Regions from separate parts of the Homo sapiens genome. Here region 1 is linked to region 2. Evidence: chromatin contacts called from ENCODE Hi-C or POLR2A ChIA-PET data. All regions are on one chromosome and are shown on one strand. Each heading gives the region's core, a stretch centred on a gene start or an enhancer-like site at or near the end of the contact. The rest is flanking DNA. Distances are from core to core; before and after follow the strand shown. Region 1 has its middle 19 kb from the start of NEURL3. Region 2 overlaps STARD7-AS1 (STARD7 antisense RNA 1).

Region 1 (5,321 bases), core at 1,471-3,970, 240 kb after region 2:
AGCTAGCGATACAGCAGGAGCAACACTCAATGTTTTGCGCTTGTTTAATGCTCACAGTATCATGTGATGAAGGAGGCATTATTGTCATCCCCATCTTACAGATGAGGAAATCAAGGCACAGTGAGGTGATTTACCTAGATATTTTCATCTGCAAAGTGGGGATGATGCTGAGTGTTGGTGTGAGCATCAAATGCGTAACTACGCGTGAAGTGCTTAGAGCAGCTGGTGGGTTGGGAGCAGGGATCTATCTGAAGCCCCCTTCTGCGATGTGGTTTTTCCAGTTAAACATGATATTTTTGAGATTTGTCTATGTGACACTCATAGCTCTAGCTCATTCACTGCATGACCACACGGCAGTTCATCCATTCTTTTGTTGGACACTGTAGAAGTTGGGTCTTCCCAGAAGCAGATACCAAGACGAAGTTGGACATATGAGACACTGACTGGGGGAAATGCCTATGAAGGAGACAGGGGGGTGAGCTGGAGAATGTTGCACTCAGATGCCTGGGAAAGGAGAGGGGAAGGAAAGAGGGTGGACAGGAAGAGTCTAGGGCTGCAGGGCCATTCTGGGAATTGTTGGGCCAGGCTGATAAGGAGTCCTCTAAACAATGTCACCATTACAGGCATCCCACATCCCCCAGGAAAGGGGATGCCCAGATACCGCCTCCCTGTACTTCTATCTGGTGCTCCCACATCAAAGATTGGAGAAGCATGGCGTCAGGAAGGATGAGGCGGAGGGAAGCTCACGACAGGCTGGGTCTGTCAACTGTGCTCCTCACAGCAGGAGTCTGAGCAGGGCCTTTCTACAGCTGCCATGGGCATGTGGGCTGTTTCACACTTCTCTCGGCTTTACCCCAAGGAGTAGGGGTGACAGCTGCTCCCACTGCGTGCTGACAGCATCGAATTTCTGGGCCTCATACATTCACTGGGGGTGAAAAAGCCAGCCTTGGGCCTCTCAGAGGCCAGCCCCCAGTCTATCCCCCAAGAGGACACACACTTCCTGACATCTCCTTGTGACTGGGAGAACACACATTTGCTACACAGGTATGGGACCCTCTCTCCTCACAAATATTTTAAAAGGGTTCTACCTTAGGGTAACCCAAGGGCCTGCCTCCCCCCATTTTAGCCAATGGTCATATCCTCTTAGTCTCAATTTAGGGAAAGGACAGGCAGTCTATTCCCTCCAATATAATACTTGGTGCTGTGGTTGAATGTCCCCTCCAAAACTCATGTTGAAATTTAATTACCATTGTGAAGACCTTAAGAGATGGGTGATTAGGCCATGAAGCCTCTGCCCTCATGAGTGAAACAATATTGTTATTGCAGGAGTGAGCTAGTCACTGAGGGAATGGGTTCCTGATAAAAGGGTGAAGTTCAGTCCCCATCTTCCCTCCTACCCTCCACCTTCCACCTTGGGATAACTCAATATGAAGGCCCTCGCTAGATGCCAGAGCCATGCCCTTGGACTTCCCAGAGCTATGAACCAAATAAACCCTTTTCTTTATAAATTGCCCAGTCTGTGGTGTTCTAACAGTAAAAAACAAACAAACAAACAAAAAAAGGAATAAGACACTTGGGCTTCTCCTTCCAAGTCCCTGTCAGCCCCAGGACTGCACATACTCCTGGGGGGAGACAGGCAAGGAGCCAAAATGTATTTGATCCTTTAAGTCAGCGGAATCCAAGAGCATTTGAGGGAGTCAGGAGGGGTCCTGAACAGAAAGCCAGGAAGATGTTTAGGGCCAGAAACGGGGATTAGGAAGTGCCCTCCTCTCGTGGTCAGTCTCCATCTCAATCACTGTGTCCAAGTTGGCCCTTTTTTTGTTGAGAACTTTGTGGGGAATGGGGACTGTTCAGGTGATCCGCCTCCATGTCAAGCCATAAATGGCTCAGCTTGAGGCAGAAGGGAGTCTTGGCTGGGATTCAGCGATTCCAGATCTGGTCCCAACCATACCATGGGCTGCTGTGTGGCTGCAGGCAAGTCACACAAAGCCTCTGCGCCTCAGTTTCCTGGCTATAAAATGAGAATGTCACCCCCTGCTGTGCCCCTCGCACTTCACACAGATCTGAGAGAAACAAGCTGGCTGCGCCAGAAAACCACAGAGGCACCACCTCTAGATTCCTGTGGAGATCCTACCACCCATTCCTTCAAAGGAAGGGACTGGGGAGCAGGGCAGCTGGCAGCAGAGGCTAATCTGCTGTGCAGGTCTGTGGAGGAAGGGACCGTGCGCGGTTCTCTTCCCTCTGCCTCCAGGCTTAGGAGTCATCCCCCACACGCGGGACCCCCAGTCCCCACTGTAGACTTCTTCCAAGTGGAATTTCTTCAACAGTTGATCAGCAGGGGGGTCAGGGCGTGCAGTGCAGGGGTGGGGGTGGGGGTTGCGAGAGGAGTGCCATCAGGGAGTAATGCTGGCGAGGCCTCATGAGGACAGCACGCTGGGGCCCTGTGTGCGATGGGCGCCAGGGGCAGGTGACATGGTGGACCCGGTCTCCCCCTTCCCTCTCCAATTGATCTAACAGAAAGCCTGATGTGAAAGTCTGGACGAGGGAATTTTCCCATATCTGCAGGAAAGCCCCGTAGCAGGTCCCTGGAGCCAGCCCGGGCAGGCCTCCGCTTACAGGACGCTAAAGATCCCTGGTTGCAGTTCTACTTTCTTTTTACTGCGTGTATTCTGCCCCTGTGATAATGATTCATTACACGCTTCCTCCATTGTTTTACTCCAGTGACCTCACGTCAAGGGAACCTGTGATCTCAGGCTTCTAGGAAAGCGAAACTTAGCCGCAGCCTGCCTCTCTCCCAGCCTGCCTTACAAGCACTGTGAGTTGCTGGCTGGCCGAGGCCCTGGCAGATCAGACCTCCTGCAGCCCCAGGGATGGCACGGGCACCGCCACTCACGCAGCCGGTAGAGCGCTCCTAGGGCAGGCCCATCTCGCTTCCCTCTCGCCTCTCCCCCCCGCTTTTGCTTGGGCCAATCCGACCTCCTCACCTCCTCGTAGCTCCCCCAGCACACCTTGCCTTTGCCATCTCTGCATGTGCCGCGCCTGCTGTCTGGAAGACCGGCATCCATTCCCCTCTGCCTTCCAAACTCTCCCTGTAGGACCAGCTCAAAAGGCATCTCCTCTTCAGCTGTTCCTGCTGCCAGGGCTAATATCGTCTTCCTCTTTTTTCCCCACTAGCGCTTCTTTGTCTATTTTGGAGAGGTTTTGTTTTGGATAACTTTTTAATTGAGATGTAACTCACATTATCATAATATTCGTCTTTTTTAAATGCACAGTTCAATGGTTTTTAGTATTCTATTCACAAAGTTGTGCAACTATCAGCATAATTAATTTCAGGATATTTTCCTCACCCTAAAAAGAAACTCCGTACCCTTTAGTTGTCACTCCTCATTTCTGCCTCTCCCCAGCCTCTGAAACCCACTAATCTACTTTCTGTTTCTGGATTTGCCTATTGTAGACATTTCATATGGATGGAATCGTGCATATATGGCCTTTGGTGACTAGTTTCCTTCTCTTAGCATAACATTTTCAAGGCTCATCATGATGTAGCCTGAATCAGTATTTCATTCCTTTTTAAGGATCAAATAATATTCATTTCTACCTTGGGGCCATTATGAATAATTCTTCCATCAACATTTGTGTACAAATTGTGTGTGGAAGTGTTTCCAATTCCCTTGGGTATATATGTAGGAGTGGAATCGCTGGCTCATACAGTCCTTCTGTGTTTAAGTTTTTGAGGAGCCACCACTGTTTCCCAAAGCAACTGTTTTTGGCTTTTTAACCAATATGTAAGCTCATTCTCATTGTTAAAAAAAAAAAAAAAAAAGTCCCCACATGCCAGTGAAATGTTCAAGTCCTCCCAATCACATCCCCATCCCAGTCCTTTCCCAGGGTCACTTCTCTTACCCTCCTGGACCCTTTGCCATTCATATACCAACACACACACACATTATTTTATGCATTTTTATATTCATGACATTTACTGTATGCTACATCCTGTATGTCAGAAACATAATGAAAACGTATTCCTTGGGCTGGATGCAGTGGCTCACACCTGTCATCCCAACCTTTGGGAGGCTGAAGTAGGAGGATTGCTTGAGCCCAAGGAGTTCAGGACCAGCCTGAGCAACACAGCAAGATCCTGTCTCTACAAAAAATTTAAAAAATTAGCCAGATGTGGTGGTGCCCACCTGTTGTCCCAGCTACTTGGGAGGCTGAGGTGGGAGGATTGCATGAGCCCAGGAGGCGGAGGCTGTAGTGAGCTATAATCACGCCACTGCACTCCAGTCTGGGTGACAGAGTGAGACCCTAGTTCCAAACAAAATAAAGTAAAAAAATCAAAAAATAAAAACTTATTCCTTGGAACCACAGCACAATGTTCTATAATATGGATAAACCATGGTTGATATAACCACTTTCCTATTGGTAAATATATAAAGTTTGTTTCCAAGTGCTTTCCTGTCATGAGAATTGCTGCCAGGTCATTCTTGCAAGCAGTGAGTGACTTTCTGGAGTAGACACTGGTGGGCGATAGTGTATGAATAGTTTAAATTTTAGTAGATAATGCCTCCAATGTTTTTGTGTAATTGATTTCTTTTTTGTTTGTTTTTGATTTTGTTTTGAACAGGGTCTCACTCTGCCATCCAGGCTGGAGTGCAGTGGCATGATCATAGCTCTCTGCAGCCTCAATCTCCTGGGCTCAGGCAATCCTCCCACCTCAGCCTCCCAAGTAGCTGGGACCACAGGCACAGGCCACCACACCTGGCCAATTTTTTAATTTTTTTGTAGAGATAAGGTCCCCCTATGTTGCCCAGATTGGACTTGAACTCCTGGGCTTAAGTGATCCTCCTGTCTCAGCCTCCCAAAGTGCTGGGATTACAGGCCTGTGCCACCTTGCCCGGCAGTGTAAAAGTTTTCTAACTGAAATGTTGTACCCTTTCACCATTTCACCATCCAACCAAGTTCTATTTTGTTGGTGTCTTGCTGCTGTCTTAATTTGCACTTCCCAGGCTCTTGCAAAGTTTATTCTCATGTTTATTGACCCCATAAGTGATTGGATTGATTTCTCCGTATGTGATCTTGGACACTCACTGTGAGCTATCTGTGCTTTTCTTATTGATTGTAGGAGTAAGTGTTTTGTAAGTTTCAACATCATTCCATTCTGTTATATGTGTTGAAAGTCTCTACTTCCCATCTATTATCTTGCTTCTTAGTTTTATTCATGGTATCTTTTGTCACACATAAGCTTTTAAAAAAATCCTGCGTAATCAAATTTATCAATCTCTCCTTTATGGCTTTAAAAAATACATGTGGCCAGGCGTGGT
Region 2 (4,935 bases), core at 1,604-4,103:
AAATAAATAAAGATAAAATGGATAGAAGAGGGAGATGGGGAGTATCGGTGAGACCTCAAGAACAGCTGCAGTGGTGGGGGCTGTGGTCATCTGATGAACCATTAGTTTGTTCCAGAGAAAGACGAGCTGCTCCCAGAACTTACCCAGAGGAGTGGATCTGAGTGGCACAAGAGGCTGTGGACGCCCTGATAAACAATCCAAATCCCCCTCAAGACAGGCTCTGCCCCAGCTGCTGGGAGGATTGCTGGCTCACAGCCCTCCTCAGGAATTGCCCCCAAGTGAAGACAGCTTCCCCACCCAATGTCCCACCACCCCTCTGGGGACAGTGTGTACCCAGTGACTGGCTGAAGCTGGGGTACAAAGGTCTGGCCCCTCAGCTCAGTGGGGGCTGGGGGCATCTGAAGCTGGGACGGCCATGAGACTTTTCTAATGCTTCAACACCTTCCATGGGTTCAGCTGAGGGGTGTGTCGAGACTGCCTTGCAGCCCAGCTTCTCCCTGTGAGCAAGTCTGCTTCCTTCCCTTCTGTAGGTGCTGAACCTGAGAGCAGCCCCAGTACACTCCCTGCATGGGAATCTCCATCTCAAAGTCAGCCTCCAGGGAGCCCGCCCTGAAACAGATTCTGTCATGGAACTCAACAGAGTATCCTGGTGCGGATAACCAGTGTTGGGAGTTAGAGCACGGACTCTCTCCACCTGCACGGTGCTGGAGCTCTGCACACCCCCTCTGCAGCCATCCCTCGCCGCTGTCCCTTAGCTGACGCCCTTGCCCTCTGTGTGTCCTTCCTCATGGCCTGCAGGTTTCAGATCCCAAGCTACAGATCATGTCTTCTAGTCTGGGCTCTGGCAGAGAGTTCGGAAGCACTCTTATTATCTTAGCAGCAGCATGTGTGGAAATCATTTCTCATTACAGCGGAGGGCAGGCATTGTGCAGAGGGTTAAGTGGGCCTGCTTGAAGTTGGTTGTTGTTAGCTCTCATGTCTATGCCTTGGTCCCTTTCCCCTCAGGACTTGGAGAGCAAGCTGTTTGAGTCTGATGCAACCCCTGGGCTTTGACTATCATGCCAAAAGGCAGCAAATAAGTGCCTTTTCTTCCCTTCAGAATACATGGACAATCCAAAGCTCTATTAGTCTATTATTCAGAATGAAAAGTGTTTACAATATTCGTCCTCTTACTCCTCAGTATGTGAGACTGTTCCTCGTAGCAGGTAATTTCTTCCGAATTCAAAAACTCCTCATGGAAGCATCTGTTTTTGTCATCAAGGAGGGGGCTGTATGTGGAATTGCAAGGCCAAAGACATCTCGGGTCAACTCTTCTCAGGACCAGATCCAAGTCGCCAGTGAGAACACACATTCAGGCAGCCTCCACCAGCGCCCTGCCTCAGGAGCGAGGCTCCCTGCTTCATGTGGGCAAGAGCTGCCCTTGTTTTCCCAGCGGGCAGTTGGGGGTCTGGAGCCTAGGAAGCAAAGTGAAGCACACACTCCTGCTTCCTTCCTTCCCTGCAGTTGGTGAGTATCTGGCTCAGTTTAGGTTAATATCATCTCTTCAGCCTGGCCCAGTTTACCACTATGGGAAGGAGCCCAGCAGCAGGGGCTGCCAGACCTGGAAATAGATCTGCTCATTGCAGTGTGGCAGGTGCAGAGAAACAGAGCCAGCTATAGCTGGAAGAGAATCTTAGGGCACAGAGATGCACCAACATGTATGAACAAGTCGAGACCCAAGTACCAAGCTGTAGAGTTACTGCACCATAGCAACCCAGGCCAGCAGGCAAGGCAAGAGGGCAGTTATTACAGAGAGCCATGGGGCAAGAGTGGAGCCACCTTGACAGTGGGGGTGACCAGAAGCCACATCTAGGAGTGTTGGCCCAGAGTCTCTGCATTTCCTCCTGCTCAGGACCTTAAGAGAGGCCCATCTTAAATGCCACTGTCTCCATGAGCTTTTGGAAACCTTACCAGTTTCCTCCCCTGTTCAGGGAGTTCCACTAGGGTAACATTCCTGCCTTCTCTCCACCCCTCTATTACTTTGCCCCAGGGAAAATAAAAGATGACTGCTTGGATAGGTAGGTGGGGAGGGGAAACTGGTCCTGTGTAGGCCAGTGGGCCCCTCCATCACCTTGGGGGTGAGCTGCATGCAGGGTATAAAATCCCACTGCTCTCGCTGAGGGGGCTGCACTCCTGCAGGACTAAAGGAGGCTTTCTCTGGTTGAGGGCTACCATGGCTGGGCGGGTGAGCCTGCCTCCTAGTGGGATTTGCATTAGCAGCTCACTTAGTTCACAGGTCTAAAGCTGTGTCCTCCAGCCCAGCCCTCTAGCAGTAATTAAGAGGATATTTTGGTTCCTGTTGCCACTCCTTTGTTTTATTTCTCAGGGCCCTCAAAGACACCCCAGAATAGATTTCCTGTCCCCTTTAATCTTGCCCTTCTTTGAGTCCCCATTGCATTTTATGGTATATTTCTAGCATGACCTTTCATTCTTTCAGTAATTACCTCCTTATTTCCTTCACCCCTGCATTTAAAAAAAAATTTTATAGATGAGGTCTCACTCTGTCACCCAGGCTGGAGTGCAGTGGTGCAATCATAGCTCGCTGCAGCCTTAAACTCCTGGGCTCAAGCAGTCTTCCTGCCTCTGCCTCCCAAGTAGCTGGGACCACAGGTGCACATGACCATGCCCAGCTAACTTTTTTTTTCTTTTTTGTAGAGACGGGAGTCTTACTTTGTTGCCCAGGCTGGTCTCAAACTCCTGGCTTCAAGCAATCCTTCCACTTTGGCCTTCCAAAGTGCTGGGATTACAGGCATGAGCCACCATGCCCAGCCTCCTTCTCTTACTAGCTGAGAACTAAGAGAAGACACTCTGGAGACAGAGGAGGAAACAGTGACGATGCCACATGATGAATACATAATGGAGGGTGAAGACAAGGCTCCGTCAGGGGCACCAAGGAGGGAAACCCAGTTCTGTGGGGAAGGTATGGGGCAGCTTCACAAGCCCAGTGTCTGCTCCCTTTGTGGGAGACGTGTTGTTTCAGCATCCATTCCCCCTTCTTTTAGGAAAAGTGCTTGAATTTCCTTTTCATGGAACCACCCACCTCCCTCTCATCCATGCATTCTATTCCCAGTATCAGGGGTAGACAAGTGACTTCAGGCTTGGCCAATTAGGGTTCTGACTCTTGGTCAAATCAGAGTGAATCCTGAGTCATTTGTAAACTCCAAGGAAAGGGCTTGCTTTGTTTTCTGTTGAATGCAGTGCTCTGAGATAGCCGGAAATGAAACTGCTCTCTTGCCACACTGAAGGCTAGAGAAGGGCCTGGCCAGGAAATGATGCCAGTGATCAGGGGTGGAGCTGGAAGAGGGGGAGTGAGGAGGCCCAGACATCTTGGGAGCCCCAAATTCACCTCAGGATTTAACTTCTCCGCTGCTCAGCCAATAAATTCCTTTCTTCCATGACTAATTTGAGTTGAGTTTTTAGTTTTTGCAACTAAAACAGCACTGACTAATACACCCTTAGGTAAGATTAGAGCAAGAATTTCCAATATCTGTGTTCTTCATCCTGAAATTTGGTGAGGATATCTAAGGTTCTTTTGTCTTTTAAAAGAATTCTGTTGCAATGGAAAGTATCAATCCATATTTTTCCATTTCTCCAAAATGTTTTAGTGTATATCTATGGGGCACAAACTTAATCTCTGTAGGCCCTCTGCCATAGTTGCTCTGTGCCACTTGATAAGGGGCTGGTATCTAGAATATATAAAAACTCTTAAAACTCAGCCGGGCATGGTGGCTCATGCCTATAATCCCAGCTCTTTGGGAGGCCGAGGCAGGCGGATCACCTGAGGTCAGGAGTTTGAGACCAGCCTGGCCAACACGGTGAAACTCTATCTCTCTAAAAATACAAAAATTAGGCGGGCGTAGTGGCTCACTCAAGACTGAGGCAGAAGAACCACTTGAACCCAGGAGTTGGAGGTTTCAGTGAGCCCAGATGGCTCCACGGCACTCCATCCTGTGCAACAGAGTGGCACAGGATGGCAAAAACAAACAAAAGCTCTTAAAACTCAACAATAAAAGACAACCCACTTTAGAAATGAGAAAAGGGCCAAGTGTGGTGGTAATCCCAGCACTTTGGGAAGTTGAGGTGTGTAGATTGCTTGAGCCCAGGAGTTTGAGAGCAGCCTGGGCAACATGGCAAAACCACATCTCTACAAAATACAGAAAAGAAAAAAAAAAAATCAGTCAGGTGTGGTGTTGCACACCTGTAGTCCCAGCAACCTGGAGGCTGAAGTGTGAGGATTGCTTAAACCTAAGGAGATAGAGGCTGCAATGAGCTGCGATTGTGCCACTGCACTCTACCTTGGGCAACAGATGAAGACGCTGTCTCAAAAAATAAGAATAAAGAAAGAAAGATGGGAAAAGAATTTATTTCTTTCCTTTTTTTTTTTTTTAGACAAGGTCTGGCTGGTCCCCCAGGCTGGAGTGCAGTGGTGCAATCTTGGCTCACTGCAACCTCTGCCTCCCAGGTTCAAGTGATTCTCCTGCCTCAACTTCCCGAGTAGCTGGTACTACAGGAGCAAGCCACCACACCCAGCTAATTTTTGTATTTTTAGTAGAGCCGGAGTTTCACCATGTCGGCTAGGCTGGTCTCGAACTCCTGACCTCAAGTGATCTGCCCACCTCGGCCTCCGAAAGTGCTGGGATTACAGGTGTGAGCCACTGAACCTGGCCTTTTTTTGCTGCTGTTGTTGTTCGTTTTGTTTTGTTTTTGTTTTTGTTTTGAGATGGAGTCTCGCTCTGTCACCCAGCCTGGAGGGCAGTGGCTCAATTTTGGCTCACTGCCACTTCTGCCTCCTGGGTTCCAGTGATCCTCCTGCCTCAGCCTGCTGAGTAGCTGAGACTACAGCCGAGACACCACCATGCCTGGCTAATTTTTTTTTTTTAAGTAGAGATGGGGTTT

Evidence for each region. A loop is a pair of places that touch in the nucleus more often than their neighbours do. ChIA-PET counts read pairs that join two places held with the same protein, here RNA polymerase II (POLR2A). Pooled maps may share reads with other maps.
Region 1: a loop to region 2 is called in a pooled map, with 4 times the contacts of the local background. The contact joins two enhancer-like sites. A Hi-C loop is called at or near these places in 6 of 50 pooled maps. POLR2A ChIA-PET finds 5 or more read pairs at or near these places in 2 of 52 experiments (activated B cell and activated CD4-positive, alpha-beta T cell).

What each region holds. Positions count from the first base shown.
Region 1 is chr2:96,483,456-96,488,776 of GRCh38, forward strand. No RefSeq gene overlaps it. Among named protein-coding and RNA genes, the nearest start is that of NEURL3, 19 kb to the right of the region's middle. RefSeq lists enhancers at 1,967-2,659, 2,345-2,994. Within about 2 kb of position 2,721, at least 34 of the 41 ENCODE cell types and tissues checked have a DNase peak (open chromatin) inside an H3K27ac peak, as active enhancers do.
Region 2 is chr2:96,239,183-96,244,117 of GRCh38, forward strand. STARD7-AS1 (STARD7 antisense RNA 1) reads left to right here. Exons shown (of 4, transcript NR_046322.1): 3 at 531-1,506; 4 at 2,695-3,441. Among named protein-coding and RNA genes, the nearest start is that of TMEM127, 24 kb to the right of the region's middle. RefSeq lists enhancers at 2,652-2,911, 2,932-2,981. Within about 2 kb of position 2,854, at least 19 of the 41 ENCODE cell types and tissues checked have a DNase peak (open chromatin) inside an H3K27ac peak, as active enhancers do.